Regions from separate parts of the Homo sapiens genome. Here region 1 is linked to region 2. A link is an interaction called in ENCODE POLR2A ChIA-PET data of the cell type or tissue named here. Cell type or tissue: A673. All regions are shown on one strand.

Region 1 (4,000 bases), 120 kb before region 2:
TGGGTCCTGATACTGAGGCCCTGTGCTAATAGCTATTTGTCATCTTACCTCAACCTGCCAGTCTCACATGTCTATTATCTGCCTAGTTCTGTAGGAAAAAGCGGTGGCTAAGAGTAAGGAGCTTATTTAATACAATCCAGTAGTAAAGCTGAATGGTAAACTGGCAAGAACACTGAACTTGAGGCACAGAAACATGCTTCAGTCTTGGCTGTACCTTATCCAGCAGGGCCACTTTAGGCTAATGGTAATTTCACATTTTATAGGTTTACCCTATTTATCTATAAAGGGATAAAGGAAACATGGAGAGGACTAAAAGCCCTTTGGAAAATATAAAACACTTTCCAGTGTAGGTTTTTTGAGGAGTAGGTTCAATAGCATTTTATCGGGGTCACATTCATCCTGCCATTTGGCTTTTTTCTTTCTTTTTTTTTTCTGAGATTGGTTGGGGTGGGGGTGGGGTGGTCTCACTATGTTGCCCAGGCTGGTCTTGAACTCCTGGGCTCAAGCAATCCTCCTGCCTTGGCCTCCCAAAATGCTAGAATTATAGGCATGAGCCACTGCATCCGGCCCATTTGGCTTTAAATATCTTTCACAAACTGTTCTCATCTTACTTCTCCAGCTAGGTCCCACAGAGTCCCCTGTCCTGGCAGGCAGGTCAACGTCGGCAACATGCTCCCTCAGTGCCCTGGATGAAGTTGTCTCTACCTCAGTGGCGCTTTCTCTTTTCTGTTTCTACATATCCTTCAGGTTCAAGTCCTGATTCCGACTTCAGGCCTGTCCCAACAACCTACAGTCTGCACAGACCTTTTTCAGATGCAGAATGCAGGAGCAACTGCTGAGCTCCTAGTGTTTTGCTGATGAAAGGACCAGGTGATTTCATATATGATGGACCTCATTGATCGTTTTTATAATTTTTTTTCCTTTATCTCACTGGCAAGTATGTAGAGCAATCATTAATTGCTTTTTTTTTTTTTTTTTTTGAGATGGACTTTTGCTCTTGTTGCCCAGGCTGGAGTGCAGTGGCGTGATCTTGGCTCACTGCAACCTTTGCCTCCCAGCTTCAAGCGATTCTCCTGCCTCAGCCTCCCAAGTAGCTGAGATTACAGGTGTGCACCACCATGCCCAGCTAATTTTTGTATTTTTAGTAGAGATGCGGTTTCGCCATGTCAGCCAGGCTGGTCTCGAACTCCTGACCTCAAATGATCTGCCCACCTTGGCAGCCTAAAGTGCTGGGATTACAGGCATGAGCCACTGCGCCCGGCCTAATTGCTTTTAAACTGCTATTGTGGTCGGGCACGGTAGCTGACGCCTGTAATCCCAGCACTTTGGGAGGCTGAGGTGGGAGGATCACGAGGTCAGGAGATCGAGAACATCCTGGCTAAGACGGTGAAACCCTGTCTCTACTAAAAATACAAAAAAATTAGCCGGGCGTGGTATCGGGGGCCTGTATCCCCAGCTACTAGGGAGGCTGAGGCAGGAGAGTGGCGTGAACCTGGGAAGCAGAGCTTGCAGTGAGCCAAGACTGCACCACTGCACTCCAGCCTGGGCGACAGAGCGAGACTCCATCTCAAAAAAAAAAAAAAAAACCTGCTATCGTTCTGATGATCTTCACACAAGTTGGCATGCTACATATCATACTCTACCTTATTCCCCAACTGACTCAAGTTTTCCTTCTCTCTCCGTCTCATGCTTCTCTCATCCTTCTCTCTCCAGTCTGCTAACTGGGGACTTCATGAAAGGTATCTATTACAGTCCTACTGGTGTTTCACACTCTTTGTCAAATAAATATTCTTGTTGAATGTCTAGATGCCCAGAATGCCTAGAATGTTAAAAATATGGCCGGGTGCGGTAGCTCATGCCTGTAATCCCAGCACTTTGGGAGGCTGAGGCAGGAGGATCACGAGGTCAAGAGATCGAGACCATCCAGGCCAACCTGGAGAAACCCTGTCTCTACTAAAAATACAAAAATTAGCTGGGCGTCGTGGTGGGCGCCTGTAGTCCCAGCTACTTGGGACGCTGAGGCAGGAGAATTGCTTGAACCCGGGAGGCAGAGGTTGCAGTGAGCCGAGATCATGCCCCCGCACTCCAGCCTGGCAACAGAGCGAGACTGCGTCTCAAAAAAAAAAAAAAAAAGTAGACTAAAGGGTAAGAGATGAGGAGGAAGGAGGCAGAAATAATGCAAGGAGAAGGATACAGGCAAAATACAGATGGCAATAACAGTGTCAGCCAATCAATTGCAGTTCAAAAATAGGCCACTACACATACATCACACCCACTGAAACCTCACACCCAGCCCTTGAGGTGCATATGCATCCTTACTTACAGAACAGGAACCAGAGATGAAGTAAGTTGCCACATGTCATGCCATTTGTAAGCGACAGAAACAAGATTTGAACCCACTTCCACGTAATACAAAGATCAGGAACAAGCTCTTAGCCATGGGCTAGGCCATTTACTATCATTGAAAATTAAAATACCTTATTAAATGACTTACCATACAAAAGCCTTTAGAACAGTTCAGGCCACATACTAAGTGCCAAGTGTTGAAGCTAAACACACACACACACACATAAATAAATACATATATATTCAGGGAATTCATTTCTTCATTTCTATCTTCAGATCTAGGGTATGAGAACGATGCTGCTTGATTGCTATTTTGTACATTAACTTATAGGCTTGTTAATAATTATGCTTTTAGGAGTAAATATAAACTCCACAGACATAAAGAAGAGAATAATAAACGTGTCTTTTCTAGAATCTTTCATTTGAACCTTGATCCACTTATAAAAGAACAGTTATAGCAACAATATCCATTTTTGGTAATACTTATAATAAAATTCTTTATACTTTTCTCTTCTTTGCAATAAAAAGCATTTGAAACTTTTTTAAGCCTAAAAAGATTAAGCTGCAGTTGCAAAATTTATTTCCTGCATTTATACTAACCACTTCCTTTTTAAAAAAAAATGTTCTCTAAATTGTTATAGTGAACAATTCCTTCAGATGACTACAGTCAGACATTTTAGAAGAAACAGAAACGTGGGGAAGGCACTGAAGATATTAACATGTTCCATAAAGATGTCAACCTAGTACTACAGCAATGGTAACCAAAATATTCAATAGTACAATTCCTTATATGTACAATAACTAAAGTGGTCATTGTGCTAGAGACTGTTTCCCCAAATGGTAAAAAAATTTAACACTCTGCTACGCAGCTGGCTTCACTTAGAATAGAGCCAACTCCATCCTGTTGGCTTCACAGAGTTGGCAACACTGATTCCAACCGAAGAAAACCTAAACTACTAAATTTCGTTTGTTTTCTTAAGATAATTATCAAACTGATCATCATTTAAAGTAAACTCCTTCATTCTTGCTTAAAATTGACAGATTCCTATCTATAACTTTCTTTTTCTCTTTAAAATATTCTATTATAGAATATATAACACATTAAAAATTACATGTGGCTGGGCATGGTGGCTCACACCTGTAATCCCAGCACTGTGGGAGGCCAAGGCAGACGGATCACTTGAGCCCAGAAGTTCAAGACCACCATGGGCAATGTGGTGAAAGCCTATCTCTACTAAAAATACAAAAAATTAGCCGGGTGTAGTGGCGTACGCCTGTAGTCCCAGCTACTCAGGAGGCTGAGGCACGAGAATCACTTGAACCCAGGAGGTGGAAGTTGCAGTGAGCTGAGACGGTGCCACTGCACTCCATCCTGAGCGACAGACCAATACTCTGTTTCAAAAAAAAACAAAAAACCAGAAATGAAATTTTATTTTTTATAATTTACATCACAGAATTCTACTTTAATTCATAAATAACTCAGGATTTCCTATTCTGCTTCACAACAGGGACATCTATATGTAGAATTAAAAAGTTAATCATATTCAAAGCCAAATACTTCGAGAAGTCTGTATACAAAAAATGGAAGGCAAACTCCCAAAGAAACTGATACACTGTTCAGTGCTCATGGTCAGATTTTAACTTAAGTTTTAAA
Region 2 (4,000 bases):
GCCACTGCACTCCAGCCTGGGCGACAGAGCGAGACTCCGTCTCCAAAAAAAAAAAAAGAGCTTGGTTATGGCAGCCAAGAGCTTACTCAAGCTGACTTGGATGGAAGGACAATAGGAAGAGAGCTGGGAGAATGTGACACTGAGGGAGATAGTGTTGATACATTTAGTGTCCTTTTAAATCTTTCTTCCCTCTTATGTATGCAGAGAGAGTTCTAGTATAATGAGACTGTGCTGTGTACGCAGAAAGGTTGAGACTACTGAGCTAATAATGATAACTGTTTTGAGCTTATTTGGGGAAAATGAAGTGTCCTATAAAATCCAAATATTAAGTGATAGTAATAGCTGCTTGTTATTAAAGCATCTGTGATAAGTCAGAGACTGTGCTAAATATTTGATGCTTTTTATTCGACTCCTCGTAGCAGCCCCTTGAGATAGATGTTATTATCCCTGCTTTATAACTTAAGAAAATGGAGCTCTGGTTAAATAAGTGGAGGAGTCAGAGTTTGAACCCAGGTTAGCGCACCTTCCATTTTACCTGCACTGGGTAAGCTTCCAGTGCCTAAAGCCCTCAGTGACTGTCTGAGAAGACAGCCCGTTTGCCAGCAGCTCAGTCTTCTGTGTAGTTCTTCTCTCACTTCATGTGCTTAGCTGGTGGATTTTTGTTATGTGAGTGAATTTGACCCCATTCCATTTGTGAATTGCTATGTATGTGCAATGAGCCAAGAATTATAATATTAAACTTCTTAGGTTAGTTTCTCCTACCACTAATAGAAGGCAGCTAATGACTGGTAGTCCCCCCCCACCGCCCCCTTTTTTTTTTTTGAGACAGTCTCACTCTGTCATCCAGGCTGGAGTGCAGTGGTCTAATCTTGGCTCACTGCAACCTTTGCCTCCCAAGTCCAAGTGATCCTCCTGCCCCAGCCTCCCAAGCAGCTGGGATTACAAGCGGGCGCCACCACGCCTGGCTAATTTTTGTATTTTCAGTAGAGATGAGGTTTCACCATATTGGCCAGGCTCAAACTTCTGACTTCAAGTGATCCTCCCACCTCAGCCCCCCAAAGTGCTGGGATTACAGGTGCGAGCCATCGAGCTCAGCCATGATTGGTAGTCTTATTCTTGTTTTCTTTTTTTTTTTTTTCTGTATTAGTAGAGAAATTGCTTGTGGTGCCTGAAGGTACTTTTTGCTTACCTTTTGGATCTGATTTTTGTTTTGATCAGTGGTCACAAATTCAAGATGCGGTTAGAAGCCAGCTTGGTTTTGTAAGTCGGCTGGCTCAGTGAGACCGCAGGGGAAGGGGTAGCAGAAGAGCACAGGCTCCTGCCACAGTGGCCCCTGCTCGTTGCTCCAGAGAATGGGTTCTTATTGTACTGGAACGTGGCCTACAAGCTCTGGATCTTGTGGCTTTTTTTTTCTTCTCTTTTTTTAAATAAGAGAAGCTGGAAATTCATGTTTTTACGCGGAATTCATTGGCAACTGATTCAAATTTAAAAACAAAAGTAAAACAAAACACTGTGTTAGCCATGTATAACATGTGGGTTAATATAAGTCTGTAGACCCCCAGTTGGTGAGGTGAAGCTAGCTCAGTTAAGTGTTACTGTATTTCTTATTTTCTAAAATTCAGTTTATAAGAAAAACTAAATTGAGGTATCATTACTCTATTTTTTTTATGACTGAAAGCAGTTTAATATGAAGTCGGTGCAGAAGTTCTGACATTTAGTTAAAATAGCAGAACTGTCAGTATAAAACAACCGTTTTTAAAGTGAGGAAGAAAAGAGCAAATACATCAAAACAGTATGTCCTCTTTTTTATTTTTTTTGAGACGAGGTTTTGCTTTGTCACCCAGGCTGGAGTGCTGTGGCGCAATCTTGGCTCACTGCAGCCTCCGCCTCCTGGATGGGTTCAAGTGATCCTCAGCCTTCTGAGTAGCTGGGACCACAGGTGCACACTGCCACACCCAGCTAATTTTTTGTATTTTTGGCAGAGATGGGGTTTCACCATGTTGCCCAGGCTGGTCTCAAACTCCTCAGCTCAAGTGATCTGCCTGCCTCGGCCTCCCAAAGTGCTGGGATTACAGGTGTGAGCCAGCGTGCCCTGCCCTAGGATATACTTTTTATTTGGTTGTAAAAAGTATGTGGTAGTTAAAAAAATAGATTTGGGACTTAATTCTGAGTTAGGTTACTGGCCCTGCCATCTACTAGCCTAATGATTTTATGCAAGTTTTAACTCTGAGCCTCTGTTTCCTCATCTACCAAATGGACATGTTTGAGGCTACTTGCCTCATAGAGTTGTAAGAACTTGAGGTGATGTATGAAGCTCTTAGTGTAGTACTGGAGACAAGGTCAAGTGCTTGCAGTCTCTGAAATCCTTGGTGAAACAGGCACCCTTTACCACGGTGTCAGTGCTAATGGAAATGATAGGCTGGAGTTTGAGAATGTAGCTGAACCTCCATTGCCTGTGTCAGTGCTAATGGAAATGATAGGGTGGAAGTGGAGAAGGTAGCTGTATCTCCATTGCTTGTATCTGGTATTGTTATCCTCATGCTGCTTTGTCACATCCTCCTCGCTTGTACTTTCTTCAGTCTCAAGATATCTATGCCTCTATGACTTTTATAGTGAGGTATAGTTTACGAAGTCACTTCCATACATATCTTATTTGACATGACACGATAGCTTAAAATGGAGGTGGGGAACAGGTTAGGTGAAGGTCCTACAGATATTATTGGCAACAGTACTTTCTTTCTTTTTATTTTATTTATTTTTTGAGACAGAGTCTCACTCTGTCACCCATGCTGGAGTGCAGTGGCACGATCTCAGCTCACTGAAAACTCTGCCTCCCGGGTTCAAGCGATTCTCTTGCCTCAGCTTCTCTAGTAGCTGGGACTACAGGCATGCACCACCACACCCGGCAAATTTTTGTATTTTTAGTAGAGATGGGGTTTCATCATGTTGGCCAGGCTGGTCTCAAACTGACCTAAGGGTATCTGCCCACCTTGGCCTCCCATCGTGCTGAGATTACAGGCATAAGCCACCGTGCCTGGCCTCTTTTTTTTTTTTTTTTTTTTTTTTTTTAAATTTTTTTGAGACAGGGTCTTGCTCTGTTGCCCAGGCTGGAGTGCAGTGGCATGATCTTGGCTCATTTGGCCTCGTGGGCCCAAACTGTCCTCCCACCTCAGCCTCTTGAGTAGCTGGGACCATAGGCTTGCACCACCACACCCGGCTAATTTTTTTTTTTTTTTTTTGGTAGAGATGGGTTTTCACCATGTTGCCCAGGCCGGCCTTAAAATACGGGGCTCAAGTGATCCTTCTGCATTAGCCTCCTGAGTAGCTAGCATCACAGGCACCTGCTATTACTCCTGGCTATTTATTTATTATTTATTTTGAGACAGAGTCTCGCTCTTTCGCCCAAGCTAGAGTGCGGTGGCGTGATCTCGGCTCACTATAAGCTCCGCCTCCCAGGTTCAAGTTATTCTCCTGCCTCAGCCTCCCACGTAGCTGGGATTACAGGCATGTGTCACCATGCTTGGCTACTTTTTGTATTTTTTGTAGAGATGAGGTTTCGCCATGTTGGCCAGGAGGGCCTCAAACTCCAGACCTCAGGTGAACCACCTGCCTTGACCCCCCAAAGTGCTGGGATTACAGGCGTGAGCCACCGCGCCTAGCCAAAAAGAAAAAGTTGAAAGGATATATATTTGCCCTTATTTATGAAAGACTTGAAAGAAATTCACGAAAGTATAAAAAAGTCAGTGCCAGTGGGATTGTGGGTAACAATTTTTTTTTCTTTTTTTCTTTTTTTTGGAGATAGCCTTGCTTTGTCTCCCAGGCTGGAGTGCAGTGGTGTAATCATAGCTCACAGTAGCCTCAAACATCTGGGCTCAGGGGATCCTCCATCTCAGCATCCCCAGTAGCTGTGGCTACAGTTGCATGCCACCACGCCTGGCCAAATTTTAAAATGTTTTGTAGAGGTGGGGGTCTTTCTGTGTTGCCCAGGCTGGTCTTGAAC

What was found. ChIA-PET counts read pairs that join two places held together with the same protein. Peaks named below come from ENCODE experiments on the same cell type or tissue, not always from the same donor. Only the 100,000 strongest peaks of a DNase experiment are listed, where the experiment ranks them.
Region 1: POLR2A ChIA-PET joins it to region 2 with 5 read pairs; 13 of 35 experiments call an interaction of 5 or more read pairs at or near these places.

Annotation. Positions count from the first base shown.
Region 1 is chr9:129,942,424-129,946,423 of GRCh38, forward strand. The region is part of intron 6 of FNBP1 (formin binding protein 1); the gene reads right to left. Among named protein-coding and RNA genes, the nearest start is that of MIR6855, 75 kb to the left of the region's middle. RefSeq lists a silencer at 2,242-2,321. In A673, no CTCF peak of the experiment used is centred here; DNase peaks (open chromatin) are centred at 2,388 and 3,045; H3K27ac peaks cover 2,468 bases.
Region 2 is chr9:130,066,943-130,070,942 of GRCh38, forward strand. The region is part of intron 1 of GPR107 (G protein-coupled receptor 107); the gene reads left to right. Among named protein-coding and RNA genes, the nearest start is that of GPR107, 15 kb to the left of the region's middle. In A673, no CTCF peak of the experiment used is centred here; no DNase peak of the experiment used is centred here; H3K27ac peaks cover 1,685 bases.